Linked DNA regions of Homo sapiens: region 1 is linked to region 2. Evidence: read pairs that join two places in POLR2A ChIA-PET (ENCODE). Cell type or tissue: PC-3. All regions are shown on one strand.

What was found. ChIA-PET counts read pairs that join two places held together with the same protein. Peaks named below come from ENCODE experiments on the same cell type or tissue, not always from the same donor. Only the 100,000 strongest peaks of a DNase experiment are listed, where the experiment ranks them.
Region 1: POLR2A ChIA-PET joins it to region 2 with 17 read pairs; 2 of 35 experiments call an interaction of 5 or more read pairs at or near these places.

The regions. Positions count from the first base shown.
Region 1 is chr18:59,775,931-59,783,930 of GRCh38, reverse strand. It overlaps the pseudogene GLUD1P4. Among named protein-coding and RNA genes, the nearest start is that of CCBE1, 83 kb to the right of the region's middle. RefSeq lists an enhancer at 720-779. In PC-3, a CTCF peak has its summit at 681 (motif pointing left); DNase peaks (open chromatin) are centred at 610 and 3,820; H3K4me3 peaks cover 537 bases; H3K27ac peaks cover 1,341 bases.
Region 2 is chr18:59,655,789-59,663,788 of GRCh38, reverse strand. All of the region lies in intron 2 of CCBE1 (collagen and calcium binding EGF domains 1), which reads left to right. Among named protein-coding and RNA genes, the nearest start is that of CCBE1, 38 kb to the left of the region's middle. In PC-3, no CTCF peak of the experiment used is centred here; DNase peaks (open chromatin) are centred at 1,268, 2,208 and 4,098; H3K4me3 peaks cover 481 bases; H3K27ac peaks cover 3,775 bases.

The sequences.
Region 1 (8,000 bases), 120 kb before region 2:
TCCAGTCGAGAGCCACAGTTTGCATCTAGTTGTCATTTAATCTCCTCTACTCTCAAATGGTTTCCCAGCCTCTCTTTATCTTTTATGACATTGATAATTTACAAATTATCAATTTGTAAAATTGATTGAAAGTTCCTCAGTTTGGGTTTGTCTGGTGTTTCCTCATGATTACATCTAGGTAGATTTTGAGGGCTTTTCCGTGAAAAGCCAAAAATCACAGATTCTTCCAATGTTTTCCCATTTCATTCAGAATGAAATGGGCACACTTTACCAAGCCCTGCAAGTCCCCGTGAGGCCTGTCTTTTTAGCCTCCTCCCGACCGGACTCTGGCTCACTCAGCCTCTGGGTCTTTGCACCTGCTGTTCCTCTTCCTGGCATGCTCTTCGTTCAGGGTCTTCGCCTGTCTCACTCCCTTCTTCATTCAGATACATTTCACCACACACTGCATGATCAACTCAGATTCCCATCCCCAGCATTCTTTCAATGTTCAGAGCCCTCCCTTCCTGCCAGACTTCTGACAGCCTGCCTCTTCCTGTCCCTCCCCTAAGAGTGGACGTGTGCGTAACACGGACTAATACTTGCTCTTTGGAACTAGCCTGGTGTCCCTTCAGTGCCATGTCAGGGATGGAGTTTGTAGGTAAAGCACTATTAATTTACAAGACAGTGACATCTAGTGGACCAGCTGGGACCAGCTTTGAGCTAAAGGCTCTTGATACCCCTAACGATCCAAAGACAAAATAAAAAAAACAAAAAAACAACAAAAAGCACCACCTTGATTTCTGGATAGAGTCTAAGGTGAGATCTGGAGAATCTAGTGAGGTTCCTGTGGAGATGTGACGTGGCCATTGATGGGTTAAAGATATCTGAAGATTCAGGTTTCTGTTATGTGTGTGTGATGGTGAGGGGAGTAGAGGGCAGGCCTAATAGGAGAAAAATAAGACACACTGGTGTGTGAGACCACTAAGGCTAGTATAAATTCATTTTTCAAGAGATCAATTTCTCATTCAAAAGGTTATGAACATGAAATTAGTTGTATGCTCTCGCCAAGTGATGGTGATGATTCAAAATTGAAGAATTCATTAAGTGTACTCAGCTAGGGAAAAATTAGTAAAATTTCCTATTTATTTATACTTTGCAATATAAATACAGGCTGGGCATAGTGCCTCATGCCCATAGTCCCAGCTACTCAAGAGGCTGAGATGGGAGGATCGCTTGAGCCCAGGAAGTTGAGGCTGCAGTGAGCCATGATCACACCACTGTGCTCCAGCCTGGGTGACAGAGTGAGACCCTTTCTTTACATAAAAAAATTAAATATAAATATAAATACAGTTGACCCTTGAACAGAGTGGGGTGTTAGGGATGCCAACCCCCCATGCAGTCAAAAATTCAGGTATAGATTTTGGTTCACCAAAAACTTAACTAGTAATAGCCTACTTTTGACGGGAAGCCTTACTGATAATATAACGGTCAATTAACACATATTTTTATGTGTATTATATACTAGATTATTACAATAAAGTAAGCTAGAGAAAAAATGTTAAGAAAATTGAGGAGCAAGAAGAGGAGGCGTTGGTCTCAGGGGTGGCAGAGGTGGGGGAAAAATCTGTGTGTAAGTGGATCCTTGCAGCTCAAACCTGTTATTATTCAAGGGTCAATGGTAAACCAAATGCTTGAATATTGAGACATTACCTAAAAAGCGAGCTTTATTTTTTTTTATTTTTTGAGATGGAGTCTCACCCTCTCACCCAGGCTGGAGTGCAGTGGCACGATCTTGGCTCACTGCAACCTTCGCCGCCCCAGTTCAAGCAACTCTCCTGTCTCAGCCTCCCAAGTAGCTGGGATTACAGGCGACCACCACAACACCTGGCTAATTTTTGTATTTTTAGTAGAGATGGGGTTTCACCATATGGGCCAGGCTAGTTTTGAACTCCTGACCTCAAGTGATCCACCTGCCTTGGCCTCCCAAAGTATTGGGATTACAGATGTGAACCACTGCACCCAGCCAAAAAAGCAAGCTTTAAAATGCAATATAAAGAAATATTTTAATTACAATTACAAATTCAATCAATTTGCATTTCAATGAGTAATGTGCAAGAGTGCAGTTTTCTCATATACCAACAAACTATATTATCAGTCTTTTTTTTTTTTTTTTTTTTTTTTTTGAGGCAGAGTTTCACTCTTGTCGCCCAGGCTGGAGTGCAATGGTGCGATCTCAGCTCACTGCAACCTTCGCCTCCTGGGTTCAAGTGATTCTCCTGCCTCAGCCTCCTGAGTAGCTGGGATTACAGGTGTGCATTACCGTGCCTGGCTAATTTTGTATTTTTAGTAGAGAAGGGGTTCCACCATGTTGTCCAGGCTAGTCTTAAACTCCTGACCTCAAGAGATCCACCCTTCTCAGCATCCCAAAGTGCTGGGATTACAGGTGTGAGCCACCACACCCTGCCGGTCTTTTTGTTACTGATAATTTGATGGATAAAACAAGGCAAAACATAATTTATTTTATTTTTATTTTGCATTCTCTTATTATGGGTGATATTGAGTAATTTTTCATCTGATTTGTTCTCTGTGAATTGTCTCCTTATACTTTACCCAATTTTCTATGATGTTGTTTTTTTCTAATTGGTTGGTAGGAGCTCTTTATATATTAGGTTAGTTTACATTTTGTCTGAGATAAGAGTTACAAATATTGTTTTCCAGTGTATCGTTTGTCTTTCAACTTTGCTGCTTATGATGGTTTTTGCCATGCAAAATGTTCTTTTAATGTTCTTTTTTTTTTTGAGATGGAGTCTCACTCTGTCGCCAGGCTGAAGTGCAGTGGTGAGATCTCGGCTCACTGCATCCTCTGCCTCCCCGTTCAAGCCATTCTCCTGCCTCAGTCTCCCAAGTAGCAGGGACTACAGGCGTGAACCACTACGCCCAGATAATTTTTTTTGTATTTTTCGTAGAGACAGGGTTTCAGCATGTTGGCCAGGATGTTCTTGATCTCTTGACCTCATGATCCACCAGCCTCAGCCTCCCAAAGTGCTGGGATTACAGGCGTGAGCCACCGCACCTGGCCACAAAATGTTGTTATAGTTTAGGTTTTCCTGTTATGCTTAGAAAGGACTTTCCTTTTCTGAGGTTGTAAAACAAAACTATTGTGTAGTTTATTGGAGTACTTTCTTGGATAAGCTTTTCAACTTAAATATTTGATCAGTCTGGAATTTGTAGTGTTGTCACTTTATTTCTCATGTGCTGAATTGTTCTGACATCATTCATTCAATAATGTACCTTTTCCCCATTTAAAATGCCGCTTTTACTAAACTCTAAATTCTTTTGTCTTTTGGGTGGCAGTATAGGTTTGTTTTCCATCCCTGTTGATTTACAGAGATGAGAAGATTTTTTTTGTAAGGTAGACTTTTAATAACTGCTTTTATTACCAGGTTAAGTCATGCAGTTACAAAGTAGTTAGAATTCTGAAAGGGCATTACAGGTTTTTTTTAAGCTCATTTTTGCATATATTATTATTTAGCATTTGACTGGGACACTACTGTTCAAAAGGACCTGGCCAAATAATTCCCAAACAAAACATTCAACCCAAGGTTGTTTTCAACCCACTGTTTGTGCACCTGGGTGCAGAATGCAAAGCCTCTAAAAGAAGAGGACACAAAGTCAGGCTGAGTAGAGGCCATTAGCAAGGGATGTTCAGGGCCAGCCAATCTCCAAACAGGGAACCCACTTTTTTTTTTTTTTTCTGGAACATTCTATTTGAATTATTGTTCAATTAGTCAACCATAGACCTTCAAAAGAGAACAATTTGTTAACATGATAAGGAGGTTACTGCATTCTTTGGACTATGTGTCATAATTATAGTCAGCAAACTCCGACCGTCTTCACAGAAATAGCCCTCCAGCATTTTTGTAGGTATGAAGATAATTTAATTCTCCATAGGGCTTCTTATTTTTGCTGGATAACAATACATGGCTGATAAGCTCTAAATGGTACTGTTTTATGATATAAAAATACTAGCTTTTTAAATTTATTATGTTTGTAGGCATTCACTGCTTGAATCAAGGTTAGGCTTGTTAAGAGATTAAAAGCAATTTTATTACAGCAGCATTACTTATTTTTTTCCAGAAGAATAAAATTAATAAGCAGAAACAGCTTTTATTTTTGTTTGCATCCTGTAAAATTGAGTTATTTTGCTTCAATAACTCATGTGAGGACCATGCCACCTTCTTTTTTTTTTTTGAGACGGAGTCTTGCTCTGTCGCCCAGGCTGGAGTGCAGTGGCGCGATCTCGGCTCACTGCAAGCTCCGCCTCCCAGGTTCTGGGAATTCTCCTGCCTCAGCCTCCCCGAGTAGCTGGGACTACAGGCACCCGCCACACGCCCGGCTAATTTTTTGTTTTTTAAGTACAGATGGGGTTTCACCTTGTTAGCCAGGATGGTCTCAATCTCCTGACCTTATGATCCGCCCGCCTCGGCCTCCCAAAGTGCTGGGATTACAGGCGTGAGTCACTGCGCCCGGCCCCCATGTCACCTTCTGAATATGTGAAAAGTTACAGCACTTCCCAGTCTCGTCCAGAGCAAAGAAGTAAGCATCTGATTGCTCTTGACTGTGCCTTCCCTGGCAACAGTTGCTGACTGTGTTGGGAAGAGCCACAGAGCAAGGCTGCACAGCCAGATGGAAGAGACTTTTCATTTAGAGGCAACACACCTACATGTCTCTCTCTCTGGTGTCAGTGATTTCTACTTTCACCGTCATCAGAGTGTACATGATCCCCTAACCTTAATTACTTTCTTCTTAGGGAGCTGATTTGGATCGATTTGTTAAGAATAGTGTCCATTATCTAATGAGTCAAGAGAGAAGGGGATTTCTGTGGTAACATGTAAACCTGTGGTAGGTCTGCAGAAGTTACAGGTGAAGAGGGTAGCAAGGAAGTCACCCATGAGCCATCTACGTGAAGGTCACTCTGGCTTCATTGTATACTTTGAACACTTTCTCAATGGCGTTGACATAGACGGTGGTCCTCATGTCCAATCCCAGGTTATACCTCATGGCTATGCACAAAATTTGCCTGGCAGAACTCTCCATTGCGTACACCAAGTCAGCATGCATGGTGTCTTTCTCTGATGCACCTGATATCCTGTCTTGGAACTCTGCTGTGGGTATAATGAGAATAGTTCCACTGTGCTTTCCAAATTTTCTTGCTAAATTCTCTTGAACAGATATTAGCAAGTGGTAGTTACACTCCCTTTCATATTTGAAGGTCAAACAGCCATAGCTGACATGATTTAGATTCTTCAGCCACTCAAAGTTGGATGCTGTCTCTCCTTTGGCATTCATGTAGAGATCTGGAATAACCATAATGCTCCTGACTTCATTTCCTCCCTGTCACACACACTCCTAGTTCTCCCATCTTAAAAACTCCGTCTCTGGACCTCACTTTGCCTCCTGCCTCTGCCAACTTCTCTCATTTTTTTTTCCATTAAGAAACCTTCTTGAAACAGTTGTTCATACGCACTGTTTTCACTTTTCCTCCTTCCATTCTTTCCTGAACCCACACACACTGGGCTTTGCACTCAATACGCCACCAAAACTGTCCTAGCCAAGGACACCAGTGACTCAAGGTATGATTTGCCCAGGACTGTCCTGGTTTGCACCTATTGTCCTGGCATAATTATGGTGTCTGCTTTTCCTCTCAAAGGGGATGTAGATACCTCGTACATACATGTATATATCATATCTATCTATCTATCTATCAGATATCCATATGGAGTAGGAATAGTCTTTTACATAAGAGACTATTGGTTCATATCCATAGTAAAGTTATCAATTTCATATATTTCCATGGATGCAATACGTTTACCTAATCTACAGTCCATATTACATTTCCGTCAGTTTTGACCTAATAATTTCCTGTAGAACATCCTTGTGTGCCGCACATCCTTGCCCCCCAGCATAGACTCCAGTCTAGGGTCAGGTATTGGTTTTATTTGCCATGGCTCTTTAGCTTCCTTTAACCTGGAACATTTCTCTGTCTTTTACAACATTGACATTTTAAATTTTATTTTAGATTCAGGGGATACATGTACAGGTTTGTTACCTGCATATATTACGTAATAGTCAGGTTTGGGCTTCCAGTGAACCCATCAACCAAATAATGAACATTGTACCCAATAGGCGATTTTTCATCCCTTACACCCCTAGCGACCTCCCCAATTTTGAAGTCTTGAGTATCTATTATTTTCATCTTGATGTCCATGTGTACCCATTGTTTAGCGCCCATGCAGTATTTGATTTTCTGAGTTGTTTCACTTAGGATAACAGCCTCCAGCTCCATCCATGTTGCTGCAAAGGATATGGTTTCATTCTTTTGTATGGTTGCATGGTATATTCCATGATGTCTATATACCACATTTTCTTTATCCAATCAACTGTACAATATGAATATTTTTGAAAAATAGCCTTCCCTGACTTTTCCTTTTTTTTTTTTTAGGTTTTCTTTTTTTATTATTATTATTCTTTAAGTTCTAGGGTACATGTGCACAACGTGCAGGTTTGTTACATATGTATACATGTGCCATGTTGATTCGCTGCACCCATACACTTGTCATTTACATTAGGTATTTCTCCTAATGCTATCCCTCCCCCAGACCCCCCACCCCCTGAAAGGCCCCGATGTGTGATGTTTCCCGCCCTGTGTCGAAGCATTCTCGTTGTTCAATTCCCACCTATGAGTGAGAACATGCGGTGTTTGGTTTTCTGTCCTTGTGATAGTTTGCTGAGAATGATGGTTTCCAGCTTCATCCATGTCCCTGCAAAGGACATGAACTCACCTTTTTTATGGCTGCATAGTATTCCGTGGTGTATATGTGCCATATTTTCTTAATCCAGTCTATCATTGATGGACATTTGGGTTGGTTCCAAGTCTTTGCTATTGTGAATAGTGCTGCAGTAAACATACATATGCATGTGTCTTTATAGTAGCATGATTTATAATCCTTTGGGTATATACCCAGTAATAGGATCGCTGGGTCAAATGGTATTTCTAGTTCTAGATCCTTGAGGAATCGCCACACTGTCTTCCATAATGGTTGAACTAATTTACACTCCCACCAACAGTGTAAAAGCGTTCCTGTTTCTCCACATCTTCTCCAGCATCTGTTGTTTCCTGACTTTTTAATGATTGCCATTCTACCTGGCATGAGATGGTATCTCATTGTGGTTTTGATTTGCATTTCTCTGATGACCAGTGATGATGAGATAAAGGTCTTCTTTTGAGAAGTGTCTGTTCACATCCTTTGCCCACTTTTTAATGGGGTGGTTTGTTTTTTTCTTGTAAATTTTTTTAAGTTCTTTGTAGATTTTGGATATTAGCCCTTTGTCAGATGGATAGATGGCAAAAATTTTCTCCCATTCTGTAGGTTGTCTGTTCACTCTGATGGTAGTTTCTTTTGCTGTGCAAAAGCTCTTTAGTTTAATTAGATCCCATTTGTCAATTTTGGCTTCTGTTGCCATTGCTTTTGGAGTTTTAGTCATGAAGTCCTTGCCTATGCCTATGTCTTGAATAGTATTGCCTAGGTTTTCTTCTAGGGTTTTTACGGTTTTAGGTCTAACATTTAAATCTTTAATCCATCTTGAATTAATTTTTACATAAGGTGTAAGGAAGGGATCCAGTTTCAGCTCTCTACATATGGCTAGCCAGTTTTCCCAGCACCATTTATTAAATAAGGAATCCTTTCCCCATTTCTTGTTTTTGTCGGGTTTGTCAGAGATCAGATGGTTATAGAAGTGTGGTGTTATTTCTGAGGCCTCTGTTCTCTTCCATTGGTCTATAGATCTGTTTTGGTACCAGTACCATGCTGTTTTGGTTACTATAGCCTTGTAGTATGGTTCGAAGTCAGGTAGCATTATGTCTCCAGCTTTGTTCTTTTTGCTTAGGATTGTCTTGGCTCTGCGGGCTCTTTTTTGGTTCCATATGAACTTTAAGGTAGTTTTTCCCAATTCTGTGAAGA
Region 2 (8,000 bases):
ACTTCTGCCTCATGACAGTCTCATGAATTGGAACTCCTGTACATCCCTACTGCCACTCAGCTTATCTCTTGCCCTGAATAATGCCCTCTGGTCTCAGCCTCTGAATTGTCTTCCTTCTGACTCTCATGTTGCTGAAAGTCATCTTCCTGAGACAGTCCCCCAAACGTACCCAGCTCTGCTTGACTCTGCTTACAGAGACATCCTCCTGGCTTGGTCTACCCGCTGACATCAATCCATAACTACATCTCTTCCATCCTCCTTGCTCTCAAGGCCCAGCCTCACAGAACTCTGCAGCATCAGTGAAGAATTTGTCATCCAAATCAGGATGATTTTAAAAATGAAAGGGGCACTCTTCATAATCACATTGATAAAATAGGCAAACACTGGCACTGTCTCAGGCAAATCAGGACATATGTTGACTTGATGTTCTCTCTTCTGTTGGAATGTCCTTCCAGCTATTCCAGGAAGTTCACACCCTCATTACTAAAGCTCAGATATTACCTGCTTTGTGCATTTTTCACAACCACTCTAAAGAAAAACCACTAGTTACCTCCTCTCTGACTGGCATTGCTTTTATGAAAGCTTGCGCACAATCTACTTCCCATTAGGATCTTCTTCTCTCAGCAATTGCTCCATGATAGTAAGAAAAGTATCTTATCCTTCTTCCTATCCCTATCCCTAGCACCAAGCCTGGTGCCTAGCACATGGGAAATATTCAGTAAATCTTTGTTAAAGTAATTTGTTGAATTGTATTTTCACTTTTTTTAAAAAATGAAGCACATTGAACTTGGAGTCATTCTCTAGGTTTTGTTTTGCTATAGTGAGCCTTTGTGATAGAACCTTATATATGTTTATTTTTTTGAGACAGGGTCTTGATGTTTTGCCCAGGTCGGGCTTGAACTCATCCTCCTGCCTCTCAAGTAGCTGGGACTACAGGTGTACACCAAGAAACTTATGTTTGCACAGGATTTTAGAATGTATAAAGCACCTTTTTATGTATTACCTGGATGAATTACCTATAAACTCGCTTTAGAGCATTTGCATCTATTCTGCCTGCCAGCATGCCCTCCTCTCCACCTGGCTAACTCCTGCCTGCACTTTATGACTGGGCTTAGCTCTCATGGTCTCCCTGAACCTGCTGTTAGATTATGGCCTCCTTCAATGCATTCCTGTGGCTTCTACATCATGCAGTAATCACATTTTGTAATTATACATTTGGATGACTATTTGTGTAATTTCCCCCCTCTAGGCTATTATTGCAGTGAGGAAGGAACCTGTCTGTTCTGGTCACCTTCCTACCATGGTGCTGGCATTGAGGTGGGAAAAAATATTTAGGAAATGACAAAGTGTAACTGGTCTCTATTTGTAGAGTACAAATAATGTAATCCACCTTGTAATATACGTTGTAAATTTGCAGATTGATGTACTTGCTGAAATATGTGTGTAATCTCCAAATCAGTACAGAACTTTCATGGTCATTCAAGGACACATCCAGAGCTGTGAAAAATGAGTGTCCCACTATGCACGTTCCCAGCTGAGGTCACAGAATGGGACTATCTTCTGGTGTCAGCTGTCATACAGTAAACAAGTACCCTTCTGCAGTCTGTGCAGTTCTGTCTTGTGTTTTTGTTATTGGTGGTGATTTCACTGTTTTAAAATGGCCCCCAAGAGCAGTGCTGACATGTCTAGTGCTCCTAAATGCAAGAAGGCTGTGATGTGCCTTGTGAGAAAGTGCATATGCCAGATAAGCTCTGTTAAAGCATGAGTTACAATGCTGCTGGTTGTAACTTCAACATGGATCAATCAGTGATTTTTTTTTTTTAAGACTGAGTCTCACTCTGTTGCCCTGGCTAGAGTACAGTGGTGCCATCTCAGCTCACTGCAACTTCTACCTCCTGGATTCAAGCGACTCTCCTGCCTCAGCCTCCCAAGTAGTGGGGATTACAGGTGCGCAGCATTGTGCCCCGCTAGTTTTTGTATTTTAGTAGAGACAGGGTTTCACCATGTTGGCCAGACTGGTCTTGAACTCCTGGCCTCAAGTCATCCTCCCGCCTCGGGCTCTCAAAGTGCTTGGATTACAGGCATGAACCACCATGCCGGGCCAACAGAATCTATTAAATAAGGTGTCTTTAAACAGAAATATACATAAAACAAGGTTATATATTGATTGGTTGAGAATATTGTGGCCAGAGGCTTATGGGAACCTCACGCTGTGTTTCCCCAATGACTCAGTATTTGCCAACTCAGTTTCTGAGGTTACCTTCTAGAATAAAACTACCTGAGTAATGAGGATTGACTTGTTCTCACCCCATTTCATTAACTATGGAAGTTAAAGTTCCAAGAATTAAATGTCTGGCATCAGAACAGTCAGCTAATGAATATAAGACTCAAAACTCATTTGTTCCACAAATATTTATTGAACCCCTATTCTGACTCAGGCACTGTGTATATTTGGCCCTCTGGATTCTTAACCCCCAGACCAAATGCATGTGAACAGTGTCCCAGCTTCTTCAGTGAGTTATTGTAAATAAATAAGCTCAGTTGCACAAATTACCAAACTCCTTTTGTGCTAGACCAAAAATATTTACTGTGTTGTTGGTCTCCAGTCTGCAGATCCATAGAGACGCCTCTCAGATGGCTGAGATGTTTTCTTAAGTTGCAAAATTTTCCAGATGAATTCCACAGTGGAAGTATGTTAGCTCTATATTGTTGGACTATCTCCAGGGAAAATGCGTTGGCCAAGGGGAGAAAAAAATACGTATTTTAAAAAACAAAAACAAAAAAAAACACCTCCCAGTCCATGATCATTGAGTAGTCATGGGAAGAAATAGTTTACAAAGATGTATTTATTTATACATTTTCCCTTTGTCCCACAGTCTGCCAGGTATTGGTATGTCTGGACAAAAAAAGGGACATTTGTAAATATGTGGTTGACCTTTTGGCCACAGAATTATAGTTATTCCAATGAGAGAAGAGTTCTTGCTGATTGCTTCCGTGAATCACATTTTCTAAGTATTTCAGAAAGTATTTTTGAATTACTTTATATCATATTTAAAAAAAATACGTGTTGGGCTTTTGTTTGAGGCAGAAAATGGGAACAGGCTGTTTGACTTAGGTGGGCAGTACTGTCTATAAATCCCTCTATCAGGGAAGCAGTAAAAAGCACACATACAGATGTCAAAGCTGAGAACTTGGGCAGTATTTATAGTGTGGTCCAAGTAGTTTGTTTACAACAAATGCTTAAACTTAGGCTCAAAAAGGCTTTGCTCTCTATGCAAACATACCCAGAATATCACAAGGGGGAATATTCTGAAAAGAGCAACTAAAGTTGGTGTTTAGGAATTGGAATACCGTACACCGAGAATGAAGTATGAAACTCTTTTGCCTTGCTAAGCAAGACCGATCAGTGTAAAATGGGAAGATTGGGATGCTATAAGGAATCAGCCTCTATTTAAAGGGCATTTAAATCTTAAAACTTACATGTTGGACTAAATGACCATTTGCTTACTTATTTTTATATTTTCTGTGTTTGTGAAAAGGTTTGTGTTTCCAGATAGGGCTGTAGCTACTGTGTATGATGCTTTATTTTTCAACTGGGAAAAGATATCCCTTCCTTTAGGCTGATAGAGGGAGTGCAGGCTGGATTTCGGCCCCTTTCGGCACTCTCAGCTGGGTGCCCACGTACAGGGCAAAACTATGCAATTGTATGCAGGGGTCCTGAGCCCTGGTGAGGCCACTGAAGTGTGTCTGGAGAACTACACATGAGCTCCAACAAACTCACGCATTGTCTGTGACCCGGCTTTAGGGACGCAGCTAGACAGAGAAAAGGAAAGCATTGCATAGCGAGGTCCTAGGGATAAAGGGAATCAGTGACACAAACTTAGAACTGGGAGGGGGGACCTCTGAGCTCTGCTTTGTCCACTCCTTCAATTTACAGATGAGCAAACGGGGGTCCAGGAAGCTTTCATCCATGTGTTTGATCACGCAGCTCATTGCTGGCAGTGGGAAAAGTTTCTGCTTCAGTCGGTTCAGGATGGATTTTACTATTTCCTCTACCTATGTATGACATAGCTACGTGTCACTGGGCACTGTCATCAGGCTCAGCTCTGCTTCCCTGAGACCCAGGCTCTCTAGAAATCCTGAAATTGTGGTCAGACACATCCCTGTCATGACTCTTTTCTGGCTGTGCATTCGATAGCTTTGAAGATGTGATGGATTTTGTTTCGTGATGTTGTTCTTTCTTTCAGTTTGGCATGCGGTGAATTAAAATTGCTGTAAGTGCGACCAAATCACTTCTCAGAGCTCTTAGAAATAACAGGGAGATTTCTGCCTGCCCACCTCCCCACCTTTTCATGCCCGAGAGAATGCATAAAGCACTTCTAAGAATTAGTTGGTTGTCTGAAAACAATGTAAGATGCCTGTATTTTTGGATGTCACAGTGTCTGTATTGGCTCCTAACATTTAAAGTTGGTTGCTGTTTGAAAAAAAAAAAACATGTAAATTCTTTTAATGTATTAAGAGTGTTTATGGAATATGCCTCAACTTCAGTGTGGGAGGCCCCATTTCCTTATACAATTTCTCCAGTAACATAATCCTCAGTACTTACATAGAACGTTTCTCCAAGGAGGTCAGAGTACTTGTAGTCATTATTTCATGACCCCCAGCAACTTACACATAATGTGTGTGGAAGTCGTGCAAAGGAACGCGTGGCATGCACGGGCTCGCTTGCTTTTCTTTTCCATTTTCAATGTTATTTGTCGGGATGTGGTGCTGATGGAAATGGAGATTAGTTGAGCTTTTCTGATTATGGAACCCTGAGCATCACATCTCATTTCATGGAACATGATGATTTATATACAATAAAGATTATATCTGGTAACAGTTTTTTTTTTTTTTTTTTTTTTTTTTTGAGACAGAGTCTTGCTCTGTTGCCCAGACTGGAGTGCAGTGGCACGATCTTGGCTCACTGCAAACTCCACTGCCCGGGTTCAAGGGATTTTCCTGCCTCAGCCTCCCAAGTAGCTGGGACTATAGGTACACGCTACCACGCTCAGCTAATTTTTGTATTTTCAGTAGAGACAGGGTTTTACCATGTTGGCAAGGGTGGTCTTGATCTCTTGACCTTGTGATCTGCCTGCCTCGGCCTCCCAAAGTGCTGGGATTACAGGCGTGAGCCACTGTGCCCTGCCAATATCTGATAACTTTTTAAAAATTATTTTTAGAGGTAGGGCCTTGCTCGGTCACCCAGGTTGTAGTGCAGTGGCACAATCACAGCTCACTGCAGCCTTGAGCTCTTGGGCTAGAGCAATCTGTCTGCCTCAGCCTCCTGAGCAGCTGGGACCTCAAGTGCATGCCACCATGTAGCTAACTTTATATATATATATATATATATATATATATATATATATATATATATATATATATATATATATATTTTTTTTTTTTTTTTTTTTTTTTTTTTTTTTTTAGAGACAGGGTCTTGCTATGTTGCTCAGGCTGGTCTCAAACTCCTGGCCTCAAGGGATCCTGCCTCGGCATCCCCAAAGTGTGAGCCACTGTGCCCTGTAATGTTTGTTGAGTGCTTATGTGCCAGGTACCATTGAATGGTCTCTACATGTATTTGTTCATTTCATCCTCACAGTAGCCATATGAATCAAGTCATATTGCTGTCCACCTTTTACAGATGCATAAACTGACACAAGAGGTGAATACACCCTGCCTAAGGTCACACAGCTTATAAGTGTCAGAGTAGTTCCAAAATTGGGCCCTCTGCCTCCTCAGCCCACACTCTTGGCCTGCTACTCCAATGTGCTGCCTCCCGTGGCTATAATGTGGCCTCCTTACAACCAAGTTATCAAGAGCCTTTAATGTATCTGTTTCTGTTGTTGTTGTTGTTGTTTGTTGTTGTTTGTTGTTGTTGCCCAGGCTGGAGTGCAGTGGCACAATCTGGGCTCACTGCAACCTCCACCTCCCGGGTTCGAGCGATTTCTCCTGCCTCAGCCTCTTGAGTAGTTGAGATTACAGGCATGTGCCACCACGCCCGGCTAATTTTGTTTTTTCAGTAGAGACGTGGTTTCATCATGTTGGCCAGTCTGGTCTCGAACTCCTGGCCTCAGGTGATCTGTCCGCCTCAGATCCCAAAGTGCTGGGATTATAGGCGTGAGCCACCATGCTTGGCCCAATGTATGTTTTTCCCTTCATCAGAGTTTTTCTCAGTTGTTGAGCCTAAAGAGTGGTGTCATCAATGATCTTAAAACTCAAGAATGAATGAAAGCAATCCTCTTTTTTAAAAGCTCCCTGGGACTCTGAGGGTTGGGTGCACTGTGTGCAAAGAAAACTGCATAGGGCCCTGCCCTGTCAGGGTTGGATACAAATGGAGGCAGGGACGTTGGTCTTCGGGATCTCTACTCTCCTCCCTTCTCCCTTTAAGTGTGTAATTTTTCAGTCTATAGTCACAGCCTTGGCATTCCCTGGCTGTTCAGCCTTTCACACTGTGGAACCACCTCTCCGTCCTGGGCATGCCTTGAAGCTCTGACACCTTCTTCTCTACCCTCGCACACATCTGTCCTAGGTCTCATTGGCTGGATGCTTTTCTAGGTAGCATGAGTAAATCTGAAACCATTTGTTGTAGCATACGCATGCAATTTGTAGCTTTCAGGGTAATTTAATTTTTACAAAGGACTTCTAGAGATGCAGGGACCAAGGAAATGGAAGGCTCAAGGCAGAATCTTAGGCTGTGAAAGACAAAGGGTGGAGACATTCTGGGGTCCTGGCCTGTCCATTCCATTGCTCCCAGGGGATGAATTCATGAAGCCAGTAAACTGCATCTGAGACCCTATATTCATCTTCTTAGCAGTAAGTTTTTTCTGCCTGTTGGGGTTTCTGGGCTTAGCTAATGGCAGATTACAATGGTGGTCTCTAGGTGCTGAAGCATCCCAAGATAGATGTTCTTGACCCTGTCTACACTCTGTAACCAACGGTTGTGGTCATATTAGTGTAAGATAATACTGAGAAGTCTCTATCGTAGAGGAAGCCTACAAAATTAGCATTTGCTCTTTAGACAAAATAAGTCTTGTGTTTACAACTCTATCACTAAAAATGCTGACCTCTTAAAATATATTAATTAGCCAACCAATTGCCCGCTAGATGCACATACAAATAATTAGGCCCAGATGTTGTTTCTGGCCATCAGGAACTGAAACTAATGACCTGGAATTCATGTTCTCAGAGTGGCGTCCTTAAATTCTTCCTTTAAGAACAATTTAAAGCATTGGCTCCGCGGAAGGTAAATTAACCCCCTTCCACTTAAAATATATTGCAAACTAGCAATTACCAGGTACCCAAGAAAATAATTCATTGTTTGAATAGTTGCTCTCCTAAGATTTAATAAAACTCAAAACCCTTCATGTTCTGCAGTGAAATAAGCCACAAACATGAATGTTTTATAGGGTGATTAAAATTTCTGCTCTATTTATGTATAGTACAAAATATACTTTCTTGTTTCATTAAGTACTAGAAAATTCAGTCAACTCTAGTGCCCTCAGAAATCTTACCCCATCCTATTTAACTTAACACTTTTTCTGATTCAATTGAAGTGGATCTGCTTATTTAATAATATAATTGTAAAATTATAGCATGCATGTTCACTTCTTTGGGAGTAATCATGAGGCTTTTGCAAAGATTCAAAAGCAGAAGTTATATTGAGGATAACCTCCTCCTCCTTGCCTTTTCCTCCCACCACCCCTTCATGTTTTGGTAACCCTGGTCACTACATTCACAGAGAGTCAACATTTAGAAGAAATTGCCAGCCGGACCAGGTTATTTACAGGTTTGTGAAAACATCCTAGACTTGCTGTCAGGCTCATGAAAAGGGAATGTGGTGTTCTGTCTGCTTTCCCAGTGGTGGTATGTTAACTTCTAGTGCATTCAGATGGGGCTGCAGCATCTGATGGGGGAGTGAAAGTCCTCTGGAACTTGTGTACAGTGGCTTCATGTGCAGA